2 separate regions of the Homo sapiens genome follow, and region 2 is linked to region 1. The links are chromatin loops, found by intact Hi-C in ENCODE. Cell type or tissue: transverse colon. All regions are shown on one strand. Links, peaks and the distances in the headings refer to the core of each region. The heading gives the core; the rest is flanking DNA.

What was found. Peaks named below come from ENCODE experiments on the same cell type or tissue, not always from the same donor. Only the 100,000 strongest peaks of a DNase experiment are listed, where the experiment ranks them.
Region 2: a loop joins it to region 1, with 10 times the contacts of the local background. A loop is called at or near these places in 2 of 110 quality-filtered maps.

The regions. Positions count from the first base shown.
Region 1 is chr10:5,539,711-5,555,101 of GRCh38, forward strand. It overlaps LOC105376380 (a long non-coding RNA gene), which reads right to left and starts at 12,367. Exons shown (of 4, transcript XR_930611.3): 1 at 12,320-12,367; 2 at 11,291-11,432; 3 at 10,934-11,100; 4 at 9,908-10,671. RefSeq lists enhancers at 6,662-7,161, 13,791-14,314, 14,315-14,837. In transverse colon, for the core only: no CTCF peak of the experiment used is centred there; DNase peaks (open chromatin) are centred at 6,381, 7,331, 8,381, 9,311 and 2 weaker places; H3K4me3 peaks cover 907 bases; H3K27ac peaks cover 6,743 bases.
Region 2 is chr10:5,813,013-5,828,229 of GRCh38, forward strand. GDI2 (GDP dissociation inhibitor 2) reads right to left here and starts at 422. Exons shown (of 11, transcript NM_001494.4): 1 at 202-422. The coding sequence starts at 246. It overlaps LOC124902367 (a long non-coding RNA gene), which reads right to left and starts at 185. Exons shown (of 2, transcript XR_007062041.1): 1 at 1-185. RefSeq lists silencers at 1-242, 383-652, 713-892 and enhancers at 1-436, 437-1,029, 1,093-1,192, 4,553-4,622, 4,643-4,762 and 1 more. In transverse colon, for the core only: no CTCF peak of the experiment used is centred there; a DNase peak (open chromatin) is centred at 549; H3K4me3 peaks cover 1,681 bases; H3K27ac peaks cover 2,146 bases.

The DNA of each region.
Region 1 (15,391 bases), core at 4,081-12,080:
TCTTCTCCCCAGGGTGAAAGTCAAGGTCTTTCTTGAGGGCAGTTTACCCCAAGAGCCAAGGATTAAAAGTGTGCCCATAATATCCTGCTTTCCGGTTGGTTCAATTTTAAGAACATTTAAGGTCCCGCCATGTGTTAAGAAGTGGGATGGGAGCTTGACCACTGTCTTGCACAACTCAAGGGCACCTTCACAGTATGTCTCATGTCTGTGGACAATGTCACAATATGTCTGCCTGGATGTGTGCTAGGCAAAGGTCCTCACATAGAAGACAGAAGATGCAAAAATAAATGGGTTTGTTGGGGTGTTTTGTTTTGTTTTGGTTTGTTTTTTTGTTTTTCAGAAAGTATCTCACTCTGTCACCCAGGCTGGAGTGCAATGGTGCAATCTCGGCTCACTGCAGATTCCGCCTCCCCAGGCTCAAGCCATCCTCCCACCTCAGCTCCCAGGCCTCCCCCGTCACCAGTAGCTGGGACTACAGGCGTATACCACCACTCCTGGCTAATTTTTGTATTTTTTGTAGAGCCAGGGTTTCACCATGTTGCTCAGGCGGGTCTGGAACTCCTGGACTCAAGTGATCTGCCCACCTCGGCCTCCTAAAATGCTAGGACCTCAGGCATGAGCCACTGCGCCCAGCTGGGGTTGTTGTTTGACGGGTAGACAGTTACCGTTTGGGATGATGAAATTCTGGAAATGGATGGTGGTGACAGTTCTAGTTTGATTTCATGTGACTTAGTGTTGAGACTAAGGCATTGAGACTATGGTACACTTAATGCCACCAAATTGTGTACCTAAAATGGTAAATTTTATGCTATATATTTACCTTGATCAAAATAAACAAAAACAAATGAGAAAAGTCCTTGAACCCAAGAAACTCACAGACCCAGGTGATAAAGGGTGTAAAATAAAATAAGGGCAATGTATAAATAGGCATCCGCCACCCTAAGATCACAGAGTGGGGCATGACTGGTTGGCACGGGATGCTGAATTATCAGTAGATACTACACATTGGATGAACAGGGAGCTTTGAGAGGGATGGTAGTACACCGAGTCTGGAAGCAGGGCTAAGGGTTCATTGGCTGAATAGACCCTAGTATCCTCTGGAATATCCTTAGAAAAGCTTGGACCCTGGCTCTCTTGGTCAAGAAGACTCCATCCACATGGATAGGGTGGATTTGGAAGGGAATACCACACAAGTAGGAAGAAAAGACACTTCTAAAACCAGAAGACTGTCTGCTGGCCAAGGAAGGGTGGAAGACACAGAGAGAAGACCGGAGGTGGCCCTGGCAGGGTGAGAGCTCCTACAGCGGTTCTTCTAGAGGCCAGCCCAGCGGTGGATTGGGAGTCATGCATGGGCAGGGAAAAGGACTTTAAAATTAAGTAATACCAAGGAAACCCTGTCCCTCCTTGACTCATCTTACAGGCCCCACTCCTTTCCTGCCATTGAGAAATTAGGGCTGTAAAACTGACTGATAACCTGGTTCTTGGGAGCTTGATTACAATCACCTGCTTTGGAGAACAATCACAGGCCTAAGAAGAGGGGAAAGGTTTCTAGTAAAGGGTATGGCAGACAACCAAGAATTTTTCTTCTCCTTTCAGGTGAATCTTTTAACCTAATATCCACATTTTTCTAACCAGAAATGAAATTGCATGGTGAAAACATTACTGTTATACTAGGGGAGCAAGAGGACAGAACATTTGAAATTGGAACATTGCTAAAAAGTCCAAATTTGTTACATCCCAATTATACTCCCAGGCTTCCAGAAATATCTGGAGAACAGCAATTTATGGAGAGTTCTGTCCACAGACACAATATGTTTCAGACTTCTGTCTGCTCCTCAGTGAAAGAATCACAGAGGCTTAAAAGCAAATAGTCGCAAGGGACCCAAGAGATAAAAGAGTCCAGCTTCCTCACTGTAATAGAAACACCACCATACCGTGTGCACACTGCTTGGGCATTTAATAAATGCTGGCTTTGGATTGTTTAATACAATAACTCTATAAAGTGGGCATTTTATTATTTCCATTTTATAGATTTTAGAAATGAGGCTCAATTAGATAAAATGAGATGCAGTGCCTGGGTCACATTGCTAGAAAATGAGAGCCCAGTTTTTAAACTTGTATCTTATGACACACTACCCACTGCTCTTTCCATTTAAAAAAAAAAACTTTCTGATCATAAAAGGTAGAATTCTTAACTTTAGATAATTCAGAAGAGGATAAGGAGGAAAATAAAGGGCAGTTAACATAAAATTGGAATCACACTATACACACATTTTATAATTTATATTTTTATATAATATATCATGAACATTTTCCCATACTTCAAAATATATACACTAAGATAGACTATATTCAGGGCCACAAAACAAACCTCAACATATTCAAAAGAATTCACATCTTATAGCGTGTGTTCTCCAATCACATGGAATCAAACTAGAAATCAATAACAGAGAAATGATAGGAAAATCTCATAACACTTGAAAACTAAATAGCACACTTCTAAATAACCCAGAGGTCAAAGAGGAAGTCTCCAGATAATTTTTTAATACATTGAACTGAATGAAAATGAAAATTCAACATATCAAAATTTGTGGCACTCAGCTAAAGCAGTGCTGAGGGGAAAATTCATAGCACTAAATGAATATATTAGAAAAAGGAAAAATTCAAATAAATAATCTAAGCTTCCACCTCAAGAACCTAAAAAAAAAGTAAATCCAAAGAAAGCAGAAATAAAGAAATAAAAACCAAACTCCATGAAATTGAAAACAGAAAAAAATAGAGAAAATCAATCAAGAACTAGTTTTTTTATAAGATCAATAAAATTGGTAAACTTCTAGTAAGACTGACAAAGGAAAAAAGAGGAAAGACATAAATTACAAATATCAGAAATAAAACAAGGATATTACCATAGACCCTACAGATATCAAAAGGATACTCATGGAATGCCACAAAAACTTTATCCACGTAAATTTTGACAACTTAGATGAAATAGACCAATTCCTTGAAAAATGTAAACTATAACAACTCATCAAATATAAAGTAGATGATTTGAATAGCCCTGTAACTATTAAAGAAATTTAATTGGTAATTTTTAACCTCCTAAAAAAGGAAATCTCCAGGCCCAGATGGTTTCCCTGGAGAATTCTGGATTGCTTCCAGGTTTGGGCTATTACAAATAAAACTACTACACACGCTGTGTACAGGTTTTTAAACAAATACGAACTAAGGATAAGTGCAACAACCTAGATGGGTCTTAGTGAATTATGTAGAGTGAAAAAAGCCAGTCCCAAAAGGTTTCACACTATATGATTCCATTTATAACAATCTTGAAATAACAAAATCATAGAGATGAAGAATAGGTTAGCTGTTTCCTGGGATTAAGGTGAGAATGGCACAGGAAGAAAGGGGGCATGGCTATAAAAGGGCAACACAAGTGATCCTTGCAGTGGTGAAAATGTTTTGTTGCTTGACCATATTAAGGTCAATGTCCTGGTTGCTGTCTTGTACTACAGTTTTGCAAACTGCTCCCATCTGGGGAAATTGGTGAAAGATACACAGGATCTCTGCATTCTTTCTTAAAATTCTTTCTTAAAAGATAAAACATTTAATTTTTAAAAATTAAAATAAAATGGAAATCACACTAAACATACATTTGTATTTTATAATTTTTAATATTTCATGAGCATTTTCTCATTGTCTAAAATATTTTTATGTATTATATTTTTTGATTTCTTTATACATCAACTATGGGTGTACTATAATTATTTGATTATTTCTTTTCCTTATGAGCTTGGATTGTTTCAAATTTTTTTATTATTATGAAAACTGATGAGAAGAACTTCCTGGTGCCCTTTTTTTTTAGAAAAAAAATTGTTGAGATATAAGTCACATACCATGTAATTCACTCATTTAAAGTGTACAGTTTAACATTTTAAAAATAATTCAGTGTTGTACAACCCTCACCACAATCTAATTTTAGAATATTTTTGTTCTGCTAAAATAAACATCATACCCATTAGCAATGAATCTGCATCTTCCCAACTTTCCTACTCCAAACTTAAGCAACCCTACTCTACTTTTAGCTTTACAAATTTGCCTATTCTGGATTTATATAAACAAAGTCATAGGATGTGGTCTTTTGTGCCTGGCTTCTTTCACTTAGCGCAGTGTTTTCAAGGGTCATCCATGTTGCAGCAAATATCACTACTTCATACCTTTTTACAGCAGAATAATATTCTACTATATGGATAGATCATATTTTATTTTTTCAATAGTGGTGAATATTGGGGTCTTTTCACTTTTCAGTTAGTATAAATAGTACTGCTATAAACACATACAATTTTTCTGTGTGGACACATGTTTTCATTTTCTTGGGCTTACACCAAGAGTGGAATTGCTGGGTCATACGGTAACCCTATGTGTAACTTTTTAACCTGGTGCCCATTTCTGATTATTTCTTGAAGACACTGTCCTAGAAATGAAAATAATTGGTCAAAGCCCATAGTCACCTTTATGGTTTCTGATTCATATTGCCAAATTACACATCTAAAAATTGTGCCAACTTCTGCTCTCACTGTCGTGCAGGACAATGCTTTCATGGTACAATTATGAACTCCAGAAGGTCTCCATGATCTGATCCTCTGTCATCTGATCTCAGTTTGGGTCCACGGGACTCACGAGGCAGCCCCCTCCTTTTCTAGATCAGGCTTTGTGAAGCAGCCAGAAGACCTGGTTCTCCCAAGCCTGCTACTTGCTGGCCATGTAACCTTGAGCAAGTTATTTCCTCCTCTGCAAAAGGAAGACAATACCCTCCTGCCTACTTCACTCAGACGTTCTGAAGATCGATGTAGCAATGTGGTGTAGACATGCTTTTGTAACGTGGACACACCCAGACAGGAATAAGTCTTGTCCAGGGAATATTTTTTGACAAACACTGCTTAACTGGTTTGTCCTCTGAGTGTCACAACTTTTGGCAGAACTTGGTAGTTGGAGGTCAGTGGTTGGCTGGTTCAGGTATATCTACTTTCACAGAACTTGAGAACAAACAAATTTTTTTCTCATATGAATTTGACTGCACTGCATGATTTTGATGTGTTATTTATTAAGCTGAACAACACACACACACCCACGTACATGTGCACACACACTACCACCAGTGGCCAAGTCAAGGAGGGACAAAGAAGGTGAAGGTGCCCTTGAATCTATTCTTCAACAGTGAAGTTTTTGTTCTTACTGATAAAAGTTCTTCCTTCCATTGAAATGAAACTCTCCCCCCACAGAAATTCTCATCAGTAGTCTTTGCTTGGCCCTCAGTCCTGTGGCCATGCCCCATTGCAAAGTTTTTCTCTAAGACTCTTCCCACAAGCCCAGTGCCTTCCTCTGCAACCAGGAGGACAGTGAGGTCCCCCTGGCCAGCTGATGGCTCCACACCGAGCCCAAGGTGACCTGTGCCTGTTCCCTGGTCAGCATGCTGGCATCTGTACTACTGGGCATTTTTCCATTGGTTCATGGGAGGTCCTGCCTAACTGTGGGATGATGAGAAGACAGAAGAGGCCACTATGACCAGAGGTGGGCCAGTGACCTGGAATCAGGGCTGGCTGTGGCCTCACTGGGTGCTGATGAGCATCTGGCCTGGGGCCTGGGAATGAGATCCCACCAGATGGTCCCCAAGGAGCTGTGTGTGTCCAGTGGAGAAGGCCTGTATCTTACTCAACTTTCTTTGCTAGACCCAGAAGGTTTATTTGAGAGGGGAAGATATTTAATTAAGTAAGATTAGCTGCTAGGTAGTAACTGCCTCCTATGTTCCAGCACTGTACATAGGTCATCTTTAATCCTCACAGCAATCTCCCAAGTAGGCATCACCACCCATTTCTCAGATAAAGAAACTGAGACTCTGCGAGGTTAAGTCACTTGCCTGAGCCCATAAAGCTAGGGCCAGCAGAGCAGCCTTTGCAGCCAGGTCTCACAGACTCCAAAGCCCACACTTTCCTCATTTCATGATCACACTGTCTGTGAGCTGGAGCCCCACACCCAGGGCTGCCCTAGCCCGCTGTGCAAAGGGTCAGCCCAGCAAGAATGGAGGTTCCCGGAGCCAGCAAGGACCCTGCCCAGGGCTGGGTTCAAAGCACCAGCTTTAACAGCTGTCGGAGGGAAAGCAGTGAGCAAATGTGCTCAGTGTCTCAGTCCCAAAAAGGTGGATATGGCCGCGCCCACCTGAGCCGGAGTCCCTCTCCCAGTCCCTGGGTGGCTTGGGCCTTCTTGTGTTTGTTCTGGCTTCTCGCCTTCTCCCCTCTTCCCCTGCAAAGCCCTTTGTGTAATGGGTTTTCCCTTCCAACTCAATCTCAAGAATTGTTTAGCCAAGGAGGGCCCTTGAGTCTCTCCCTGGGTGTTTGTTTTTGTTGAGAGGAAGCGCTAGTTATGAGTCAGTCCACCAGCAGCATATCCGAGAGCAGGCCCAACGCGGTGGGGCGCGTGCTCTGCTGATCCGCAGCCATCCGGGTTCAGCCCAGCCTGGCCAGCAGCTGCGGGTCACCAGCCAGAGCCATCACAGGGCGGGTTGTTAGGAGCAGTGTGTGGCAGGCATGACCCTCCTGGTGGGGGACAGAGGGGACGGTCCCCAGGGAAGGGAGCCACAAGGCAGACCACAAGCTGGACAGAAGTCAGGAACGCAGGCTGAGGAAAACCATTGCAGTTCTGTTCTAGGAGCCCAGAATGCCAGAGCCAAGGACACCCTCCTGAAAGACAGTGCAGCCAACAGAGGCATGGCCCCACCTGGGCAGGAGGGTGCCGGCCGGCTGAAGGTACCAGTGGGCTGATCTACCTGAGGGACTTGGCAAGGCTAGAGGAGTCAAGGCCAACCTGCAGCTCTGGGCGTCCTAGAGCACATGCCAAAGGCTGTCCAACCATTCGGAAGACCAAGCAGCACAGCGTTGTCACCACACACAAAGTCACAGAAGCCTCCCTCTCCAGGTGTGTGATGACCATGAGGACTGGCCCTGGTTCTTCCTGCGGGCCTCACCTGTGTAAAGAATGTCTGTCTTCTATCTACCACCCTCCCAAGGATGCAGTTGAAGGAAAAAGAAGCATAAGACAGATTTTCTGCCCTCCAGAGATGTGGACTAAAAATCGGAATGAAAACATGGATGCACAAAACAGACAACAAGGCAACGCTTTCCATTGTTAACGGTGTGAGTTACAGAGCAGCAGTGTGGGTCAGCGCCTGCTCAGCCAGAGCTGAGTCTTCTCCTGCACTTCAGCACCAGCCCTGCCCACACAAAGTCCTGGGCATCGCACTGCACCAGGAGCTCTGACATGAACAATGCCCAGTGATATTTCACAATCACCCCGCCCTTTTATGTTTTGTCTGTCCTTCTGGGCAGGTGCGGGCTGGGCACTGCCCTGCCTGCTTTTAACAGATAAAGAAATGAGCCCAAAGGAAGAAAAGCTCATAAATGTTCACAACGTCACCTGCTGAGTCAAGGCACAAACATCTGACATTCTCCCCTCTCTGGCTGCCAAAGGAGAGAACTGGGCCTGGCTGGTTAGTTCCACCCCATGAGAGCCCCCCAGAAATGCCCACCTAAGAGACTGGTTCCCCTGCCCATGAGCCTGCCCCCACCTAGCCCAGCCACCTAAGAACACACAGGCTTTCTCCAGCAGCCAGTGTGTCTGGGAGGAGGAGACCTTTTCTTTTTGGCCCACTTGCTGGTTTCTCTCAGCACAGCTGGGCTCAGTGACACTGGATTTTGGGCATTACAAGCACGAGTCTTAGAAGCAAAGGCATAATTGCCCCCCACAGGCATTGTTCCATCTGCTGGAAGAATGAATCAATAATATTGTATTAACCCCAGAAGCAGGGCTGCCATGTTCAGTCTGACAGGTTGCACACTGCACAACTGCAGGGGGGCACCAGCCACATAGTGACCTGCCTGGAAGAATTTATAATTTAATGAGGACAAACAAATCTTAGCATAGATCTCACTGTACTAGAGACAAAAGGGTTAGAATCAAGCAGACTTTTCCACAGCTAGCACTAGGGATGACAGTAAATGACAACAGGCTGGGTACGAGGGGCTTGGTCCCAAGCCCAGCTCAGACAGCAACTAACTGACCTTTGGCAAGAGCCTCGGTCACATCACTTCCAACAAGAAAAAGCACAGGAAAGCCCTGCGGGAGCGTCTAACTTAAGTACTAGGTAGCATCATTTTAAAAGTGAAACTCTGGCTGGACTAACAGCCCTTAGCCGTTCCTTCTGGCTGGGCCGTGGTGCAATTTTTTGATATAACAGGTGGGATCACCAGGGGCAGAGGACTCAGAGATGGGGGAGAGCAGGAAGAGTGAGCTGGGTGAGCCCTGCCCAAACACTCCAAGAACACGGAAGCAAACACACGCCCTTCGACCACTTCGCTTATTTTTTTCACCCCCTCTCAGGCCGGAACAAAGAGCCTTTTTGTGAGTTTAATGGTGTCTGACTTACTCAGCAAACTTTTCTGTCTCCTTTGCTGTGAGGAAAAAAACAAAGCTCTCTGTCCGGTTTGTTAGGTTCCTTTGAAGAGCTTGCTGCTTGGGTTTAGGCAAACAGGAACCCAGCTGGCACCGCCCTGGTCAGGGCGCTTTCTGGGAGACTTTCCCCAGGCCTCGTCTGGATCCGGGCTGAAGAGGGGGTGGAGAGAGGTGGGCACAGAACAAAGGGTGAGGGCACCTAGCAACCTTCCAGGACAGGTGTTACAGCTGATGCTCCTGAGCAAGCTCTACCTAAAGGAGTTCATTGAATCCTCACCACCCCTCTGAGGGAAAGGACCATGTCCCCACTGCCTGGATCAGGAAACGCAGACTGGCCGAGGTCAAGGACTTTGCCAGCGGTCACACAGACAGGGAGTCCACCCCCAACACCTTTACTCTTTCCACTCACTGAGTCCACCCCCACCCCAGAGATCCCCCAGCCTTCGCTCATCCTTTCCTCATCCTCCCAGAACCCAGGATCTGCAGAGCAGGAAGTTCAATAGCCAGGCCTGATGTCGTTAGTCAGTCCTGGGGACAGGCATCCTTTCCTGTCCCCTGTGAGTTCAAATTCCAACTCAAGCAACATACAAACGCCAAACTCAGCTCACACCTCCGGCTCTGAGCTGCAGGGTCCACTTGTGGGGAAGGGGAGACAGCCCAGCTCCCTCCCTCCCTCTCCCTTATCCACACACATACACACACTTGCACACACACAAAGACACACATGCACATGCATGCACACACACACTCGTGCACACACACACGCCTCCTGGCATGCCACAGGGAGATAACGCACACAGCCACCTCCCAGTGACCACAGAGCTCTATCTCAGGGTGACGTCACCTCATACACAGCTCCCAGTTCACTCTAAGTGATTCATCGAGGGCGTAAACTCTGAGGGCGATGGAGGCATCAGGGTACAGAGATGAAGTCAGTTTAGTGCCATTTCCTATCCATGGGCTCCCCAGAAGTAAGAGAGAAAGGAAGGAAGGCCTTTTAAAAGTCCACATTGGAGCCAGTGACTTGTGGCTTTCCCTTGCAGAAAAGAAACTTTGGCAACAGCTAGTAGTCATCTTCTCCTGAGCCCGCCAATCTCACAGCCCCCTCCACACACACACACACACACACACACACACACACACACACACACACAGAGCTGCAGCTGCAGCACTGCCTAGCTGGCCCCCAAACACTGTAGCGCTGAACAGACCAAAGATGGAGACACTAACTGTGATCATCATAACCAGTGTGCACTGAACACTCAGCACGTGCCAGGCTATGCTAAGCCCTTTCCATGTGAAAAAGAAATTTCCACTTGATTCCCACGACAACTCAACAAGGTAGGAACTGTTAAAAGAAAACTTTAGACGAATTAAATTTAAATTAATCTAGCAATCAATTGAGTTTCATTTGAAATGAATTGAGTTTAATTAAGCAAAGGATTCATGAAGTGGGCAGCCCTCAGACCAGAAGAGGTTCCAAGGGCTGAGCTCCACTCCACAGTGTGGGCAGGGAGTGTTTATAGACAGAAAATGGAAGTGAGCTGCAGAGACAGCTCATTGGTCACAGCTTGGTTTGCCGTGTTTGAACATGGACTACTCAGCAGCCACCTGCGATTTATAGAAGCTCAGCTGCTGTGATTGGCTAAGACTCGGCTATTTCTTACAAAAGTACACTCCTAAGCTAGGCCTGCAGTTCATTTGCTGCTAAGGTCGCAGTTGGACTCAAAGTGCAGAGGCATCCTCAGACCAAATTTGGTTTAATTTAACCCTACCATTATTCCCATTTTTCAGATGAGGAAAGTAAGGCTCAGAGCTCGGGTAACGCCTCCAAACTCCCACATCTAGTGAGTGGCAGAAGAGCCGTGGCCAAAACCTGCGCTTTCTGGCCGGAAAGCCCAAGCTCTTCCCCGCTCCAGCGTGGAGCTTCTCTGCCATTTGAACCACCTGTGCTCAGATGACTCTCAGCCCTATCCTGCTCTGCTTGGCCGGGCCCAGAGCCCATCCCATTCCATCTCCTCCATCCCCGCTTCCTTCCATGTTGTCCCCTGCAGCTTCTTGTCTGCACCACACTGTGGAGTCCAGCAAGGTGACTCAGGGAAGGGACAGGAGATGCAGCTACCTCCTGGTTCCTGGAAGCTTCTGACATCCCAGGTGGCCTCTGAAGATCTGCAGAATAGGGTGGGTGTGGGAGCCCAGGTGGAGAGAGGCTGTGGTCAGCTGCATAGTATCACCCCCAAAGATGCCCTCCTCCTGATCCCTGGAGCTTGGGAACACGTGACCTCCCTTTGTGGGGGTGATTGGGTTATGAACCTGGATCTGGAGAGATGACCCTGGATTATTGGGTGCACCAGGAGTCATCCCAGAAGCGCCTTATAAGAGGCAGGCAGGACTCAGCGCTGATGGTAAGAGTCAGTGGAGAAAGAAGTACCTTATAAGAGGCAGGCAGGACTCAGCGCTGATGGTAGGAGTCAGTGGAGAAAGAAGCAATGCCAGGAAGGGGCCTCAAGAAGCCAAAGAGGCAGAAAGATTCTCCCCTGAAGGGTCCGGAAGGAACCAGCCCTTCCAGCACCTTGGTTTGGACTTCCGACCTGCAGGCTGCGGGAGCGACATTTGCGTGGTTTAAACCACTGTGTTTGTGGCAATTTGTTGCAGCCACCCCAGGAAACTAGTCCAGAGAGCACACCAGAACCTCGGGGACTTATTGGCGACTATGCTAGGCGGCTGGGGCGGCCTCAGCAAAATGCCCCAGGCTGCCGGCTTGACCAACAGAGACAGATGCACTCACAGTTACCAGCACTGGCAGGGCTGCTTCCTCCAAGGCCTCTGCCCTCAGCTTGCAGATGGCCGCCCCTTTGCTGCCTCCTTGCACGGCCAGTCCTCCAAGCCACCTGCCCCTGGAGTCACCCTCTGGGAGTCCTAATGTCTTCCTGTAAGGACACCCATCAGACTGGCTCAGGGCCCACTCACATGACCTCATTTTAACTTAATTACCTCGGCAAAGACCCTCTTTCCAAACACAGTCACAAACCAGGTGGAACTGGTTTGGGCTTGCCTGGAGAACTGGTTGGGGCAGGCCAGGTGAGAGGTGAAGGAGGGCAGGAGGGTCCCTGAGAGATGGCTCAGCCTAGGAGCAGAAGGACCAGGTCTGAGTGAATCTGTCAGGCCTGGGGTGACTCACCACATTTCTCTTCCAGGCCAGACCTCCGCCGCCGGCCTCATCTCTTAGGCCTAGTGGGGCCTCCAGAAGACAGAACCCCACAGCCTCATCTCTTAGGCCTAGTGGGGTCCCCAGAAGACAGGGGCTGACAGGTGGTCCTGCCTTACAGCAGAGGGGACCAGAAGGCCGCTGTGCAAGGGGCTCAGTGATTTTAACCTAAGCCCGTGTGCTTCACTGCTGGGAATCTGTAAATGACGGCTGGGGGGGGTCTGTGCAGGGACATTAGCAACAGAGACAGGGGCCAAGGAGATGTGGGTACATGCACCTGTCAGGGTCACCCAGGACTCCAGAGCCTGAAGGTCCCCAGCACCACCCAGGCTCTCTAAGGTGCACCTGGCCCAGCTCACATTCCCAAGCCAGCCAAGTGACTCAGAACGCCACCCCCCACCACAGCCTCCCCTCGTTGACCACAGCCTCCCCTCGTTGACCACAGCCTCCTGTCTCCACATGACATCGAAACTGTCTCTTCTCTCCCGGACAGGAGGGGAGGAATCTGCACAGACAAGGGCCAGGGTTCAGACAGAAGACAACGCCCACACCAGCCACTTGGATCCGGAAGATTCCTGTACACACTTGCATGGGTGTAAAATTACTAACCTGGTGGCTAAAGAGGTAAACAGGAGCTCTGAGGTGTCACCCCTGAGGCTGAGGAGGCAAAGGGAAAAGGTTGGGATTCTTCAAACGTGGAAACTTGGAGGTAGGGGCTGTGGGCCTGGGCCCCTAACCTTGAAGGAAGGGGTTCCAGCTGTAAAGTGTCTGAAGTGGGTGCAAGGAAGTTGCATTTGCAAGTGCTGGAGAAGCTGCAAAAAGAGTCAGCCTCTGCCACTGAAAGAAGCCGCTGCTGCGGGGGCGGGGGGTGCCCACAGGGAAGAAACAAACTCTAGGGTGTGGGTTTCTGCTCAGGCTGGGCAAGTATCTTTATGAAAGGGACCTGCATAAAGCGTCCATAAAACCTGCCCCTTTGCATCCTCTAAGCCAGCAGGTTCCCCATGCCTCACCCCTCTTTCCTGAACTCCTCTTCACCCCAATCCCCATTCCTAGCACCCCCTAAGGACAGGCTGTGCCCTGACAACCGTCCATCTCTACCCAGCTGAGACCTCTGTCCAGGGCGATGGTTGCAGGACCATGCAGACACGGAAGTTTGCTGAGATCCCACTCCAACTGCCTGCTCTCAGATTCTGAGTATTTCTCTAGCCCCCTCATAAAAACACAGGTCACTTTCACACTGAAAGTAAAAGATCCCTCCTTAAGTCCTTCATCCTGCATCTCCACCACCCGCCAGGCCCTGCCCTGGCAAAAAGTCTCACAGCCTTTTAAGGTGACCCGAGGACCCAACTCTGTCTCTTTCTCTCCTCTCTGTGCTTCAGCTTGTTTCCTGGCCACCAGCAAGGTCCCTCTTTGGTCTGGGAGGTAGGTGTCTGCAGGACACTGGGAGGATTTAAATACAATGATCAGTGTGGGGCCCCGAGAGGGCCTGAGACAGGATTTCCACTGATTGCCAACGTTCAATACGGACCCCTAGGAGACAAGCAGGAACTCCTGTTCTTATCCACACCTCTGCAGAACGGCGGAGACCACTCAGCCATGAGAGTGGCCTCTACCATTTCAGAGAGTAGCCGAGGAGGGAGCCATCCTCAGCCACTGCTGTGTGGTCGGTGGGCCTGGTTTCCACACGTCACAGAGCCTGGCACCAGACCGGCTAAGCATGGGCCTTCGTGGCACAGGCCCAGGAAGCTTCGAGTCCCAAGATTTAATTTTGTTTTCTGGGCCTTTTGAAAGAAAACGTTGTCATCAATGATTGCTCTCTAGCACGTGTCTGAAGAGCGGCCACCAAAAGGAGCCACTGCTGCAGGGGTGTCCACGCGCGCAGGGAAAGAACGGACTCCAGGGGCTGGGTTTGCTCTTGGAGAATGAGGTCGTCAAAACCTCACTTCGTGGGGAAGTCTGGAAAAGACAGTTTCCTGCTTTGTTCATCGTGGGCAGCAGGAAACGGTGCAGCCTCCAGTGAGAATGATTCCAGGAGGGTGTAATGGGGCGAGGTATGAAGGGGTAGGCAGTGTGGGGAACCACCCACCCGGGCCATGTAGCTGGCACCGTGGTAATTTAAGAGACCTGGAGAGATAGGGGAGGGATGGTCAGGGGACTTGGAAAAGGAGGAAAGAGGTGGGGAGGAGCCCAGCGGGAAGGAGATGCCTCATCACACCCTCCTCCCTCCCAGCCCCACAGGCTCCCACTGGCTGAGCCAGCCAGAGCCAGAGAGCACAAGGTCCCCCACGATGGCCCCCGCCGGTCAGTGTCCTGGGGGAGGAGGGGGTGCACCTGGAGGGGCAACTGGAAGGCACCCAGGACCCCCCAGAACCCCTTGGGCAGCCCCAGCTTGAACTGCAGGGAATCTGCCATTCAAGATGGCTGCTAGAAAATGGCGATTCTACCTCCCAGGTGACTCCAAGGGCTCTTACCCAGAGTCCTGAATAGCCACAGCCCAGCCCAGGAGTCCTAAAAGGAATTCTAGAGTGACCCGGATGGTTGTAAGGGCCTGAGAATGATCTGTGCCGTTCGGCAGAGACCCAAGTGCTCTCGGAGTGACCCAAACCTCAGGGCTGAGAACAGCTCGAGGTTCACCTGGACTTACCCCTGCTCCCCCACAGATCCTCGGTGCACCCTGGGATTTCCACAGCCACGTGGATTTTAAGCCAAATCCAGGATGATCCCATGACACACAGGTCTCAGCTCCCCATGGGGCATTTCTCTCCAAGACCACCTTCCTCCCCAGCTCACCGTCCACGTCTACAGAGCCATGCACCTCCGTGGCAGAGCTGAGTGCACGTGGCACAGAGTCAGGGCTGACATTGAGCAGGGCACCCTTGGTCTCCCCCAAGACCCATCAGAGTGTGCCTGGCACTGCCTTTCAATAAAAAGCCCAGGGTCTGAGCAGGGTGGGGCGTCTCCCCTCCCCCAGCCAGGATGAAGGTCAGAGCTGAATTTGCTCAGTTCAACACCAAAAACAGTCCTGAAGGAAAATGTGTTGAGCTTGGCTGTAAGCCAGGTCGTTAAACATGGATTCTGATCACAGATCGTTTCTGCTAATTAAACAAATATTTTTGCAGAGCTGTCTCGGTTTCCGCTGTTGCCGTTGGCCTAAGTTGCTGGCAAACCATTGGAGCCATGCCCCGAAAGTCAGCTCAGATCAGAGGAGAACACACAGAACTTTTGAAGGAACAGCTAAGACAGGTCTTCCAAACAGAGAGCTCTGTTCAGAGAGAAGGAACAGGCAAGAAAACACCGACACCTCCAGCCCTTACAGTCACCAAGCTGTACTTTCAGATTCCTGCTGACATACACACACACACACACACACACACACACACACACACACTCTCTCTCTCTCTCTCAATCCCTCCCTCTCTCAGAATGCATAGTCCTTCTCCCTGCCTCCATCTCTAAAGCTACACCTGCACACACAAATAAGCATTCTAGCAGTGCAATCACTATTCCAAGTTTGAAGACTCGTGTGTGTGTGTGTGTGTGTGTGTGTGTTTTCCTGCTGAAGTGGAGAGAAAAGGGCCAGACAGGATGGGCCCTGGGTCCCCATGTGACGTACCCCAGCAGGGGTCCTTTGCTCCTTCAAAAATGCAATTATCACAAACTTCCCTCGCCCTGGACCGCGGT
Region 2 (15,217 bases), core at 1-8,000, 270 kb after region 1:
TCACACTGGGAGCCGCCCGCTCGCCCCGGGACGCGGGGCGCCCCTGAACCCGCCCGCGCCCCTAGCCACGACTCCCGTCCCGAAAACTACGGCTGACGGCAGAACGAGACCCCCGAGGAGCTGCGACCCGCGGGCCGTGCAGGAGCCGGGGGTGCGCCCGCCCCGGCTGCTCAGCCCCGGCCCCTCAGCCCTGGCGCCCACCGTCAGGCCGGTGCCCAGCACGATCACGTCGTACTCCTCATTCATGGCGGGGCAGGCGCGGACGCAGGACCCGAGCAAGGAAAAGGCGCAGGGGCTCCGTGACCACCCTACGAGGCTGGGAGGCGCTCTTGGGCGCGAAGGAAAGGGGAAGAGAAAGAGAGGAAAATGGAGCTGGCGACAAGGCGAGACCGACCGCCACCTCAGACGGGAAGAGAAGAACTGGGCGGGGAGAGGAGGGGAGGGAGCGAGGAGGGGAGGGCTGTGACTGAGCCTCCGCAGCCGGGGCGGGGCCTGCAGGCGCCGGGAGGGCCGCCAATCAGGCGCTCCCGGCACTCTAATTGGTTACGTCCCCGTCGCTCGCACAACTTTTTTTCCTTCCCCGCCTCTCGCGAGAGGAAAAGGGCGGGGCGTCGCCATTTTGGCTTCCGGTTCCCCTTGCGGCCTCTGCCACGGTGGTTCGGGAGGCGGCGCGCGGGCCGGGGTGGAGGTGCACGGAGCCGCGGGCGGGGACTGCTGGCCACCACCGTTCTGACTCCCGCCGTCGGGGCGGGAGCTCGCTCGGTCCAAGGTCCCAGAGCCGGATCGCCGCCCTTGGACTTTGAGCGGGCGCGTGCGGCGGCCACGTGGGCGAGGAGCGCGGGCCGGGCTGCCTCTCGGGGGTGGCGGCCTTGGTTCCTCCCGCGGGGCTGGGCTTGCCGGGGCCCGGAGCCCGCCGGGAAGAGTTCGGAAATCACACGTGTCCTTTTTCCCGCTCTGTGCCCTCCTTGTTTAGTGCGTTGCCGGTGGGCGCTTTAGGAAATTGGTAGGAGGAAAAGCGGCTTCTTTTGAAAAGGTAACCCTTAACAGAGATGAAAGTGAAAGCCAGGTTTCATTGGGAAGCCGATCTGCACCTACCGAGGGCTGTAACTTAAAGCCGCTGTAAACGTGGTAGCTGATCCTTGTATGCAAAGGTTTAGGCCCTAAGCTTAGAAACTGTTCCTTGCTTGCCTTCTACCCCGCTCCTCTTTTTCTAGAATTCTCTTAGGAATCTCTGGCTTCATTGAGGACACAGGTGTAAGCAGAAGCTGTGTTCTCAGCTCCAAGAGGCCGACCCCACGAAAGCCTAAGCAGGTGAATTTCGTAAAGACGTTGACAGTTGGAAAACCTGTGCTTTCAGCACGTGATAAATCTGCAGAGTCAGCAGACAATGAAGATTTGGCATTCAAGAACTCCTCAAATACTTCTCGATAGTAGCTATTCAGAGCCTGCCTTGATAGACCGAACTTGCTCATATTTAAATCATTAAGATAGAGGAAAGAATGTAACAACTTTTTAAAATGTTTCTTACCCCATAAATACTTGAAGAAGATATGTTATATTGGACCATGGATCTTTCTGGGGGGGAGGGGAGAAGAAAGCAAAAGTAAAGTTTAAATTTACATTCAACCTTAATTTGATTGTATATATTTGTGACCAAATGAATTAGTGCACAGTTGACCATACAACTGATTATGCAACAGTGAGTGTAACTGACTTTTCTTTTGGCTAAGCTAATGATGACTAAAGAAGGTCCTTCTGTTGCTCTGTCTTCAAGTCATCAGGGGGTCATACTACCTATATTTTTGAACCAATATGAAATAACCCTTTTTCTTTATTTTTCTGAGACAATCTCACCCTGTCGTCCAGGCTGGAGTGCAGCGGTGTAATCATGCCTCACTGCAGCCTTGATCTCCTGGGCTCAAGCCATCCTCCCACCTCAGTCTCCCCAGTAGCAGGGACAAGAGGTACAGGCCACCACACCTGACTATTGGCCCTTTTTTTTTTATTAGCAATAACAATAAAGAGCTTTTTTCACAATTGCCATCAGCCTCTGGCTCTTGAAGAGAAATTTAAGCATGTCAACTGAATTATGTTAACCATGTTTTAGGTGAAGACTATTTTATCGATACTCAAGAGTTGTGAGAAACTTGAAGACACTGAGATAAGGGAATTGAATTTAAGGCTAATAAGGATCCCTTCCTTACTTAACACTGAAGTTCATTTTAGTTCACAGTACAGGCCCTATGGCCCAACAGAAGGACAATAACAATCAAACCTGGACTAAGCCTTAACGGACTGAGTGCATCTAAAATGTTGTACCTGAGCCAGGCACAGTGCTTCACACCTGTAATCCTAACACTTTGGGAGGCTGAGATGGGAGGATCACTTGGGGCCAGGAGTGGGAGATGGGAGAATCACTTGGGACCAGCCTGTGCTGTAGAGCCTAGGTAACAGAGACACTGTCCCTATAAAAAAAATTAGCTGGAGGCCGGGCACGGTGATTGATGCCTGTAATCCCAGCACTTTGGGAGGCTGAGGTAGGCGGATCACAAGGTCAGGAGTTTGGAGTTTGAGACCAGCCTGGCCAATATGGTGAAACCCCATCTCTACTAAAAATACAAAAATTAGCCGGGCATGGTGGCACGTGCCTGTAGTCCCAGCTACCCGGGAAGCTGAGGCAGAGCAATCGCTTGAACCCGGGAGACGGAGGCTGAAGTGAGCCGAGATCGCGCCACTCCACTCCCGCCTGGGCAACAGAGTGAGACTCCGTCTCAAAAAAAAAAAAAAAAAAACTGGGCAGGCTGGGTGCAGTGGCTCACGCTTGTAATCCCAGCACTTTGGGAGGCCAAGGCGGGTGAATCACGAGGTCAGGAGTTCAAGACCAACCCGTCCCAAGATGGTGAAACCCCGTCTCTACGAAAACTACAAAAATTAGTTGGGCGTGGTGTCAGGCGTCTGTAATCCCAGCTACTCAGGAGTCTGAGGCAGAGAATTGCTTGAACCCAGGAGGCAGAGGTTGCAGTGAGCCAAGATCGTGCCACTGCACTCCAGCTTGGGTGACAAAGCGAGACTCAGTCTCAAAAAAAAAATCAGCTGGGCATGGTGGCATGAGCCTGCAGTCCTGGCTACTCAGGAGGCTGAGCTGGGAGGATCACTTGAGCCCAGGAAGGTCAAGCCATGATGATGCCACTGCACTCTAGCCTGGGCAACAGAGCAAAACCCTGTCTCAAAAAAAGAAAATTCTGTGCTTTTCTTGGATCTTCCACCCCACCCATTCCAGTTGCAAGGGAACTTGTAGATGACAAATACTGCTTAAGGTGAAGAGGCTTGAAAGCCACTAATTGGTTGAGTTGATCTCATGCCACAGATGGTAGTTCCTGCTACAGTGAAACCTTAGGTTTAGGGGAAGTAGGTTGGTTGGTGAAGATGAGTGGTAAACATCAATCTTTATTTTTAATTTTATTTTTTGGTGCCAAAACCCAAGATCAAACCAGGACACCATCAATCTTTAAAATATTTCAAATCTTGAAATCAGCCAGGTGTGGTGGCACATGCCTGTAGTCCCAGCTACTCGGGAGACAGGCAGGAGAATCAGTGGAACCCGAGAGGCTGAGGTTGCAGTCAGCCAAGATCGCGCCACTACACTCCAGCCTGAGTGACAGAGCCAGACTCCGTCTCAAAAAAAAAATAAAATAAAATATTTCAAACCTTTATGCAAAGCAGGAATCCATGGAGTCTTATTTATACTTGGGTACATGGGAATAATTGTTTGCTGATCTGTTTTTACTAAGCATCCATCTGCCCTTTGAAAAGGAGAGATTTAATCTAAGGAAAGAAAATGAGAGCGAACCTCAGCCCAGACCATCTTTTTCTCTCCTGCATCACTGTGGCAGTTTCTCAACAGGCTTTTTTCCCTCTCTTTTTCCTCTTCTCCTATCTGTTCTGTCCATTATCTTCTAAAAACACGCATCAGATCATGTTCAGGCTTCTGTATATCTTTTGTACTTAGAATACATTGTAGATCCTAGCCAGGCATGGTGGCTAACGCCTGTAATCCCAGTGCTTTGGGAGGCTGAGGCAGATCACCTGAGGTCAGGAGTTCGAGACCAGCCTGACCAACATGGTGAAACCCCGTCTCTACTAAAAATACAAAAATTAGCCTGGTGTGGTGGTGCACATCTGTAATTCCAGCTACTCAGGAGGCTGAGGCAGGAGAATTGCTGGAACCTGGGAGGCAGAGGTTGCAGTGAGCCAAGATGGCGCCACTGCACTCCAGCCCGGGAGACAGAGCAAGACTCCATCTCAAAAAAAAAAAAAAAAAAAAAAGGGATACATTGTAAATCCTTAAATATGACCTAATACCTTAATCTAGCCTCTGTATGTCTCTCCAACTCTATTTTTTAGTGCTCCTTGGCTCCTTGATCATTAAACCCCAAACATGCATGTGTTTCGGTTCCTAGAATCTGGTCAAGCTTTCAACCACCCGAGGGCCTTTGTACTCTTGGTTCCATGGCTACCACCCCTCACTTCCCCCTGCACTTCTTCATACAGCTAACTTTTTCCACTTCCTTAGGTCTCAGCTTTCCCCTCAACCATCATTCTCTATCAGTACCCTGCTTGTTTCTCACTGCTCTTATTAGAGGGGGTAATTATTTTCTTCACTTGTTCTTTGCTTTTCAAATTGGATGTAAACTCCATAGGGGCAGGGATATGAAGCCTGGACAGCCAGTAAAGGGCTGAGCAACTAGTAGAGGATGAGTAAATATTTGACAAATGAATAGGGGACTTGGAAGTTGAGCCCTAGATCAACAAGGACTGAATATGATGATATTGGTACTAGTTTCCTTTTTTCTTTTTTAAGACAGGGTCTCACTCTGTTGCCCAGGCCAGAGTGCAGTGGCACAACCATAGCTCTGTGCAGCCTCAGCCTCCCGGGCTGAAGTGATCCTCCCTCCGCAGCCTCCTGAGTAGCTAGGAGTACAGGCATGTGCCCACCATGCTCAGCTAATTTTTGTATTTTTGGTAGAGATGGAGTGTCACCTTGTTGCCCAGACTAGTCTTGAATTCCTGGGCTCAAGCAGTCTGCCCACCACAACCTCCGTAGGTGCTGTGGTTACTGGTGTGAGCCACCACGCCAGGCCCCAGTTCCTCTTGATACTTTGGAGAAATACAACTTTTCTTCTAGGAAGAGATATTAAAACTAATATTTTAAAGAGTCTTAGAGATAGGTATCTATAAAACATAAACCTGTGTAAAACCTGGATAGCTAATGCTGCAGAGGGAACATAGTGGGATCTCTAGAAAGGAATTTTAATATAGTTCCAAAAATATATATTTCCTAGCTTATGATCATTCACCCAGAACCATCCCCTAAAAACTGTTTGTCTGCTCCCAGTCTTTATTTTATTTATTTATTTATTTATTTTTGAGACAGAGTTTTTCTCTTGTCGCCCAGGATGGAGTGCAATGGCAGGATCTTGGCTCACTGCAACCTCCGCTTCCCGGGTTCAAGTGATTCTTCTGCCTCAGCCTCCCGAGTAGCTGGGATTACAGGCGCCAGCTACCATGGCCAGCTAATTTTTATATTTTTAGTAGAGACAGGATTTCACCATGTTGTCCAGGCTGGTCTTGAACTCCTGGCCTCAAGTGATCCGCCCACCTCAGCCTCCCAGAGTGCTGGCATTACAGGTGGGAGCACAGCACCCAGCCCTACTTCCAGTCTTTATTTCTGCTCAAACCAGAATTCTAGATATCATCCTTGGTTCTGCTGTCTCTCTCTCCTTCCACATCTATTCTGGTTTTCTATTCTAGTGTACAAACCACCCCCAAAATTTAGTGGCTTAAGTTGAAAAAAAAAATAGCAGCTTAAAAAAAAAACATATTATTATCTCTTACGGATCGAATGGGTCACCCAGGTGGTAATTGCCTGGGCTTTCAGATGGCTTCAGTTAGTGGCTGGGCTGCAGTCATCTGAAGGTTTTACTGGACTGGACATCCAAGATGGCACAACCACGTGGCTGACAGCTGAGGCTGGCCATCGGCTGGGAGCTCAGCTGGGGCTGTCAACCAGAGCAGCTATGCGTGGCCTCTCTGTTTGGCTTGCACTTCTCAGAGTGGTTGTGTTGAAAGAAACAAGAAGTGGAAGTTGCTTGTCTCTTAAGGCCTGGGCCCAGAAACTGGCCCAGAGTCACTTCTGTCTTGTTCTGTTTGTCAGTGCAATCACAGAGCACACCAAAATTCAGATGGAAGAACTGTAGAGCCTGTCTCTCCGTTGGAAGAGTATTAATAAATTGGTAGCCATCTTTTTTTTTTTTTGAGATGGAGTCTTGCTCTGTTGTCCAGGTTGGAGTGCAGTGGCACAATCTCGGCTCACTGCAACCTCCTTCTCCCAAGTTCAAGCAATTCTCGTGCCTCAGCCTCCTGAGTAGCTGGGATTACAGGCACACACCACCACACCCAGCTAATGTTTATATTTTTAGTAGAGATGGGGTTTCACCATGTTGGCCAGGCTGGTCTCAAACTCCTAACCTCAAGTGATCTGCCAGCCGCAGCCTCCCAAAGTGGTGAGATTACAGGCGTGAGCCACCATGTCCAGTGGTAGCCATCTTTAATCTGCCACAGTACCCCATTAAATTTTGGCCATTCCACCTCATAAAAATCCTTCCAGTCCCTTCTCTTCAACCTCACTGCCACAACCCGAGTGCAGACCAGCAAGTTCTCTCCTAGATCCTGGCCCCAGCTTCCTATTGGGACATTTGGTGTTCAGTTCAGGTGGCTCAAACCTGTTCTCTGTATTATAGCTCAAGTGATCTTTATAAAAATCAAAAGTGACCAAGTTGACCATGTCTTTAAGATCTTTCATGGGTCTCCACTGCTGTTAGGATAAAGTCCATACACCTGGTCGTTTCCTAACATGAACTTGAGTGAATTACCTATTCCACCAAATCTCTCACTGCAACCCTCTTCCACCCCTCACCATGTTCATTTTTTTCTTTTTCTTTTTTTTGAGATGGGGTTTCACTATGTTTTCCAGGCTGGCCTTGAACTCCTGGGCTTAAGTGATCCTCCCACCTCAGCCTCCCAAGTAGCTGGAACTACTCATCATAGTTTCTGATTCAGTTGCTGTATTAGTCAGCATCCAGTCAGAAAGACATGAACTACTTTAAGTATTTTACACAGAGATAATGTAGGGAATTGATTTCAAAACTGTTGAAAGAGCTGGAGTGGCAAAAAATAACATTGCCCACAGATGTAGAACTACCTGAAACTCTAGGCTGAAGCAAGAGGGAAACTGCTGTTGCCCTGCGCTTGTGTTTCCCAATGATTTGTGCTGCTGAGGCCAGTGGAACCTGAAGTCATCCACCACCATTACTGCCACTGCCAGAGTCCTTCTGTCTCTGAAGCTACTGAAGTGACTCCTGCCACAGCTATTGCTGGGCCCCGGGGTCCCCACTCATTGGGGTGGCTACTACCACTGGTGGCAGTGCCACCAAAGCAGGGGACTTAGTGTCTCTCCTCCTCCTGGCTCCAGTCTTCCACCAGTACCTTCCATTGGCAGCACCTAGCCAGAAGCCAGTTAGCAAAGGGATCTGGGAAATGTGTTTTGCAGGCTCTCAGTCCCAGATATACAGACGAAACCAAGAATGGAGCTGGGAACTAACAGACCAATGACTGGCTGGGCTACACCAAACATTTCTGTGTTCCATGCACCTGCCATGCTCTTTCCCTTCTGCATGCTTTTCCCCTCTGTCTGGAATGTACCCACCCCTGCCCCCATCCTTCGGGTGGGCCTTGCTTTCTCCTACTTGCTTGAAGTCTCAGTATACATGTCACAGCCCCCAGGGATCTTTCCTGGATCCCCTAATCTGGATGAAATTCCTTTATGCCGGGTTCCCATAGTATTCTCTTACCATGTATCACCCTGGCTTGTAACTGGGTGTTTGCTGCTCTGGGGTAGAACTCTACATTATTCATCTTTTTTTTTTTTTCCATCACCATCTAGCTCAGAGTAGGCAGTTAATAAGTATTTAGTGGGCCGGAAACAGTAGCTCACACCTGCAATCCCAGCACTTTCAGAGGCCAAGGCAGGCAGATCACCTGAGGTCAGGAATTTGAGACCGGCCTGGCCAATAGGGTGAAACCCCATCTCTACTAAAAATACAAAAAATTACTCAGGTGCAGTGGTGTACCCCTGTAGTCTCAGCTACTTGAGAGGCTGAGGCACGAGAATCGCTTGAACCCAGGAGGCGGAGGTTGCAGTGAACCAAGATCGTGCCACTGCACTCCAGCCTGGGTGACAGAGCAAGACTCTGTCTCAAAAAAAAAAAAAAAAAAAAAAAGAAAAAGAAAAAGAAAAAGTATTTAATGCAGGGGTTCCTAACTCGAGTATAATTGTACTGGATGGGCATTATTTTCAGAGACAGGCTCCATTGTCCCAAAAGGGTCAATGACTCCGAAATGATTAAGAAAACATACATGTAGACAAATGAATTCATTCACAATATTTCTTCAATTTAGATAAAGGAAAAAATAACTTGTGGGAAAAAATTGAGTATCAAAGACCATTTCCAGGAGTTGCTCTGAACCTATTCTGGTTCAGGAGGCTGCCTGATAAATTTTTTTACACTTGAATTTTTTTTTTTTTAAAGACCATTTCCAGTGGCTTGCAGTTCTAGTCCACTTATGTTGTTATGAAGGAACACCTGAAGCTGGGTAATTTATAAAGAAAAGAGGTTTATTTGGCTCATGGTTCTACAGGCTGTACAAGAAACATGGCACCAGCATTTGCTTCTGGTGAAGCCTCAGGAAGCTTCCACTCCTGGGAGAAGGCAAAGGGGTGCCATGTGCAGAGATCACATAGTGAGAGAGGAAGGAAGGGAAAGACAAAGGTGCCAGTCTCTTTTCAACAACCAGTTCTTGCAGGAACTAATAACAAGAACTCATTCATGATCGTGAGGACGGCCCTGAGACATGCATGATGGATCTGTTCCCACAATCCAAAAACACCTCCCACCAGGCCCCACTTCCAACACTGGGGACCAAATTTCCACATGAGATTTGGAGGGGACAAATATCCAAACTATATTATTTGCCATAGAACACAACGTTTATTGAATTTCTGTACGTGGGGGAATGAAATCAGCACCTAACCTGATATACACATGGAAATAGAAAATACAATTCCAATAGAAATCACTTGGAAGTGTGTAATTAGTAGCAGCTCTGTGAGGCGCTTTGTATAGAAGGACTCGGAGTTGGTGGCATTGAGTGGGGCTTGTGCATAGTGGCAGAGCAAGTCAGCCAGGTGTCCTGATTCCCAAAAGGCTGGTAAGCATGGTGCAGGCATGTCTTACATGCATTTGCTCTTCAAAAAGCTTCAACTCATTCTAGCACGACTATCATGGATAAGCAATGACCACTGACTATTTCATTTAATTTCTTTGTATCATCTTAAAGACTAGAGTGATCTCTAAGCTGCCCAGGCCTTAGTGTTTCTTAGGTCACTTTAGTCATTCACTTGAATACTTCTTGTGTTAATTAAAGTGATTTTGGGCCAGGCGCCGTGGTTCACGCCTGTAATCCCAGCATTCTGGGAGGCCAAGGTGGGCAGATCACCTGAGGTCAGGAATTCAAGACCAACCTGGCTAACATGGTGAAACCCCGTCTCTACTAAAAATACAAAAATTAGGCCTGCATGGTGGCGGGCGCCTGTAGTCCTAGCCACTCGGAAGGCTGAGGCAGGAGAATCACTTGAACCCAGGAGGTGGAGGTTGCAGTGAGCTGAGATCATGCCACTGCACTCCAGCCTGGGCGACAGAACAAGACTCCGTCTCTAAATAAACAAACAAACAAATAAATAGATAAATAAAGTGATTTTGATTACAAGTTAACTAAAACCACATCCAGCTATCTTAGGTATAAAGGACAATTTATTAGAAGAATAAAGGGGCAAAAATGTAGTCCGGTCTCTGGAAGGAACTGGAATCAGGCACTAGAAAACTCGCTGTGTCTAAGCTCAGCCCCTCTGTGCAACTTCTTGATTTTTTTCTCTCTCTATGGTTGACTTTGTTGGCTTCCCTTGCTCAAACCTAGAGCTCAAACCTAGAGCCAAGTCTCTCAGCCTCACACAATTGACATTTTAGGCCAGGTCATTCTTTGTCGTGGGGCTGTCCTGCGCATTGTAGGGTGTTTAGCAGCACCTCTGGCCTCTACCCACTGGATGCCAGTAGCAGCCACTCTACTTCACCTCCAAGTCGTGAAAATCGTCATGGCTCCAGACATTGCCAGTGTCCCCTGTGGGCAAAAATTGCCTTTGGTGGAGAACCACTGAGCTAGACTAGCTTGGTTTTCATCATTCAGTATCAAATTTCCAGAGGAGATAATCTGATTGGCCCAACTTGGGGCCTGCATCCAACTTGATTCAATTAATCAGTCCGGTATTAACAGTATTATGTGACAGAAATATGGCTGCCGGAAATCCACGCCTGTGGAAAGGATGGACAGATACCCTAATACAGGTGTCAGTTCCATGTCCTTAATCCTAGACATGAAGCTTTCTATCCTGATTCTATGTACCCTGACTCTTGGGTGGTTTAGGGGACATTTTCCCAGAGATGTATTTAGGATATCTACATACCTTTAAAAAAATTTAATCCAGGCCAGACATGGTGGCTCATGCCTGCAATCCCAGCACTTTAGAAGGCCGAGGTGGGTGGGTCACTTGAGGTCAGGAGTTCGAAATCAGCCTGGCCAACATGGTGAAACCCCGTCTCTACCAAAAATACAAACATTAGCCGGGCTTTGTGGTGAGTGCCTGTAATCCCAGTTACTCGGGACGCTGAGGCAGGAGAATTGAGAATTGCTTGAGTCCAGGAGGTGGAGGTTGCAGTGAGTACAGATCCTGCCACTGCACTCCAGCCTGGGCAACAGGACGAGACTCTGTCTCAAAAAAAAAAAAAAAAAAAAAAAAAATTTAATCCAGCTGGGCGCGTTGGCTCATGCCTGTAATCCCAGCACTTTGGGAGGCCAAGGCAGGCGGATCATGAGGTCAGGAGTTCAGTACCAGGCTGGCCAACATGGTGAAACCCCGTCTCTACTAAAAATACAAAAAAAAAATAGCTGGGCAGGGTGGCAGGCACCTGTAATCCCAGCTACTCGGGAGGCTGAGGCAGGAGAATCACTTGAAACCAGAAGGCGGAGGTTGCAGTGAGCCGAGATAGCGCCCCTGCACTCCAGCCTGGGCGAAAGAGCGAAACTCTGTCTCAAAAAAAAAAAAAAAAAAATTTAATCTTACATAAGCAGAAGATGAGAAGACAATTTTTAATTGAAAATCTTCCACTATAAGGGCTTTAAACTGAAAATATGCAATTTTTAAATGTATTTGTTTGACACTGTGTTATCATGTCTCCTCTGTGCCAGGTGCTGGGCTAGGCCTTTCTGAACTAGGAGAATTGGGCCCTGTCTTCACAGAGGTTCTGTTTCATGGTTAGGACAGGTTATCTTCCACATACCCTACTTTGGATTGATACATTTTCAAAGCCATTTTACCTTCGATAGCTAATTATTATTTTTTATGTAAAAATATTAAAATCAGGCCAGGTGCAGTGCCTCACGCCTGTAATCCCAGCACTTTGGGAGGCCAAGGTGGGCGGATCACTTGAGGTCAGCAGTTCGAGACAAAAAATTAGCCGGGCATAGTGGCGCATGCCTATAATCCCAGCTACTCGGGAGGCTGAGGCAGGAGAATCACTTGAACCCGGGAGGCGGAAGTTGCAGTGAGCCGAGATTGCACCACTGCACTCCAGCCTGGGCAACAGAGCGAGACTCAGTCTCAAAAAAAAAAATCTTAAAATCAGGTCAAGTGCAGTAGCGCATGCCTATAATCCCAGCACTCTGGGAGGCCAAGGTGGGTGGATCACCGAGCCCAGAAGTTCAAGACCAGCCTGGGCAACATGATGAAACCTCGTCTCTACAAAAAATACAAAAATTAGCCGGGTGTGGTGGCTGAGTTGGAAAGATCACTTGAGGATGGCATGAGCCTTGGAGGTGGAGGTTGCAGTGAACCAAGATCACCGCACCCCAGCCTGGGTGACAGAGTAAGGCCCTGGCTTAAAAAAAAAAAAAAAAAAGTTAAAATCAGTCCTCTTCTTTGTAACAATATAGTGTTATCTGCTTGTCTAAACTGAATGCTAGTCTTGTTGTTCTTATCAGTAGTTGGTGAACAAATGCGCCTGTTTTACTGGAATAGTCACAGTTTTGATCACTGAATCTCACCTGCTCATAGCTGTGGAAAAAAAATCCCAGGGTGAGTCTCGACTCATGTTAGAAATTAACAACAAAGTATTAGAAAGGACATTTTGTCTTTTCCCAGATAACAGAAAAGCAAGTTTTTGCATTAGGCAGCAAATAAGGACTCGCTCTGCAGTGAGGGTTATATAGCACGACCCTGTTAGGTTGAAAACAAGATGGCTCCGAGCAGGCACAGTGGCTCACGCCTGTAACCCCAGCACTTTGGGAGGCCGAGCTGGGTGGATCACAAGGTCAAGAGATGGAGACCATCCTGGCCAACATGGTGAAACCCCATCTCTACTAAAACTACAAAAATTAGTTGGGCGTAGTGGCGTGTGCCTGCAGTCCCAGCTACTCGGGAGGCTGAGGCAGGAGAATCGCTTGAACCCAGGAGGTAGAGGTTGCAGTGAGCCAAGATCGTGCCACTGCACCCCAGGCTGGGTGACAGAGCAAGACCCCATCTCAAAAAAAAAAAAAAAAAAAAGAATGAATAAAAAAAAAAGAAAAGATGGCTCAATAGAAACTAATCTTTCCAGGCCAGGCGCAGTGGCTCACGCCTGTAAGCCCAGCACTTTGGGAGGCCAAGGCGGGTGGATCACGAGGTCAGGAGTTCGAGACCAGCCTGGCCAACATGGTGAAACTCCATCTCTACTAAAAATACAAAAATTAGCCAGGTGTGATGGTGCATGCCTATAATCCCAGCTACTCAGGAGGTTGAGGCAGGAGAATCGCTTGAACTGAACCTGGGAGGCGGAGGTTGCAGTGAGCCGAGATGGCGCCACTGCACTCTAGCCAGCGAGATGCCGTCTCCAAAAAAAAAAAAAAAAAAGATGGTTCAATAGAAACTAATCTTTCCCCATCTCCCAAACAGTGCTCCATTCCTGCTTAATCAACAGCAGTATCTCCCAGCATTCTGTGAGGAAGTAGAGCCTCAGGATGCTTTCCAAGGAAAGAGTTCCACGGTCATATAAATTTGCATATTCCGTTCTCCTCTGGGAGAGTCCCAGCGCCAATTATCATGTTAAGGGTTCAGAAATGTTCATTGCCATGGCCGTTTTGGAAATAAATCTGGTAGTTTAAATTTAATATGTGTAAATCCTATGTCCCCACAACCTATTCTTGGGTATATATCTAATATAAATTTTCTAGCTGGGTGTGGTGGTTCATGCCTATAATCCCAGCACTTTGGGAGGCTGAGGCAGGTAGATGGTTCGAGACCAGCCTGAGCAACATGGCAAAACCCCATCTCTACAAAAAATACAAAAATTAGCCAGGCATGGTGGCACATGCCTGTAGTCCCAGCTATTGAGGAGGCTGAAGTAGGAAGATCACTGGAGCCCCGGAGGTCAAAGCTTTAGTGAGCTGTGATTGTACCACTGCACTCCAACCTGAGCGACACAGCAAGAACTTGTCTCAAAAATAAAAAAGAAATAGGCTGGGTGGGGCGGCTTACACCTGTAATCCTAGCACTTTGGGAGCCGAGGCTTGCGGATCACCTGAGGTCAGGAGTTTGAGACCAGCCTGGCCAACATGTCAAAACCCTGTCTCTACCAAAAATACAAAAATTAGCTGGGCATGGTGGCAAATGCCTCTAATCCCAGCTACTTGGGAGGCTGAGGTGGAAAAATGGCTTGAACCTGGAAGGCGGAGGTTGCAGTGAACCCAGATTGTGCCGCTGTACTCCAGCCTGAGCGACAGAGCCAGGCTCCATCTCAAAAAAAAAATAATAATAATAAATTTCCTGACACATAAGAAGACACGCTAAAATGTTTACTCTATTGTAACATATCGTAGCAGAGTTAAAGGTAAGCTACTTGTCCCTCCTAAAAGGATGGATAAGTGAAATAAGATGTACAATCCTGTAGCAATCAGGACTAAAGCACGACATAGCAGAAGTGTAGGAGAAAGCTGGAAAATAGTTACTGAATGAGACAAGAAGCTGAATGAGATGTATTTACAATAATGTTATTGTAAAATTTTAAGATGCATACATTTTATGTTTTGTTTTGTTTTTGTTTTTGTTTTCAGACAGAGTTTTGCTCGTTGCCCAGGCTGGAGTGCAATGGTGCAATCTTGGGTCACGGCAACCTCTACCTCCTGGGTTCAAGCGATTCTCCTGCCTCAGCCTCCCCAGTAGCTGGGATTACAGGTGCCTGCCACCACGCCCGGCTAATTTTGTATTTTTAGTAGAGACGGGGTTTATCCATGTTGGTCAGGCTGGTCTCGAACTCCTGACCTCAAGTGGTATGCCCGCCTCAGCCTCACAAAGTGCTGGGATTACAGGCATGAGCCACTGCGCCCGGCAGTTACATACATTTTCAAAATACACTTATGTTTAAGTACATGAGTCAAGTTTAATTGTGAAGACATTGAATGTGTAGTGGGGGTGAGGAAGCAGTAAGAAAACAGTAACAACATACAAAACTGATCTTGAGATGACATTTTGCAGATTGAACACGTGGCTTTATCTTGATTCTCTCCCAAAAGTCTGCTAAAATGGCATTAAAGGAATTTTTTTTTTAAAAATTAACCAATGAATTCAAAGAGACAAGGAGATTCTGCAGTTGAAAGAAGCTGATAGAATCCTGAAAGACAGAAGGTAGACGGTCAACTATGACAGACCAGAGAACGTTAGCATCTGAAGGCCAGCATAGAGGAGAGGCGTAAGAAGCAAACTCGTTGGAGCTGCAGGACCCCAGAAAAAACAGGGGGCCTGAGGGAGCAGCTGTCTCTGCTGGACAGGCTTGAGCTAGGGTAGACACGGGGCGCTAGCTGAAGGTGTGTACAAAGAGCAGCTGGGGTCCAGGAGCTCTCCTGCAACCCTCACTCCCCACCCCCAAGGGCAGGCATTGCCAGTGGGGAGGTAGAGTTAGAAAGTCCCTGGATCCTTCAATAGCAGACAGGAATATTTAAAAAAAAATTAAATAAG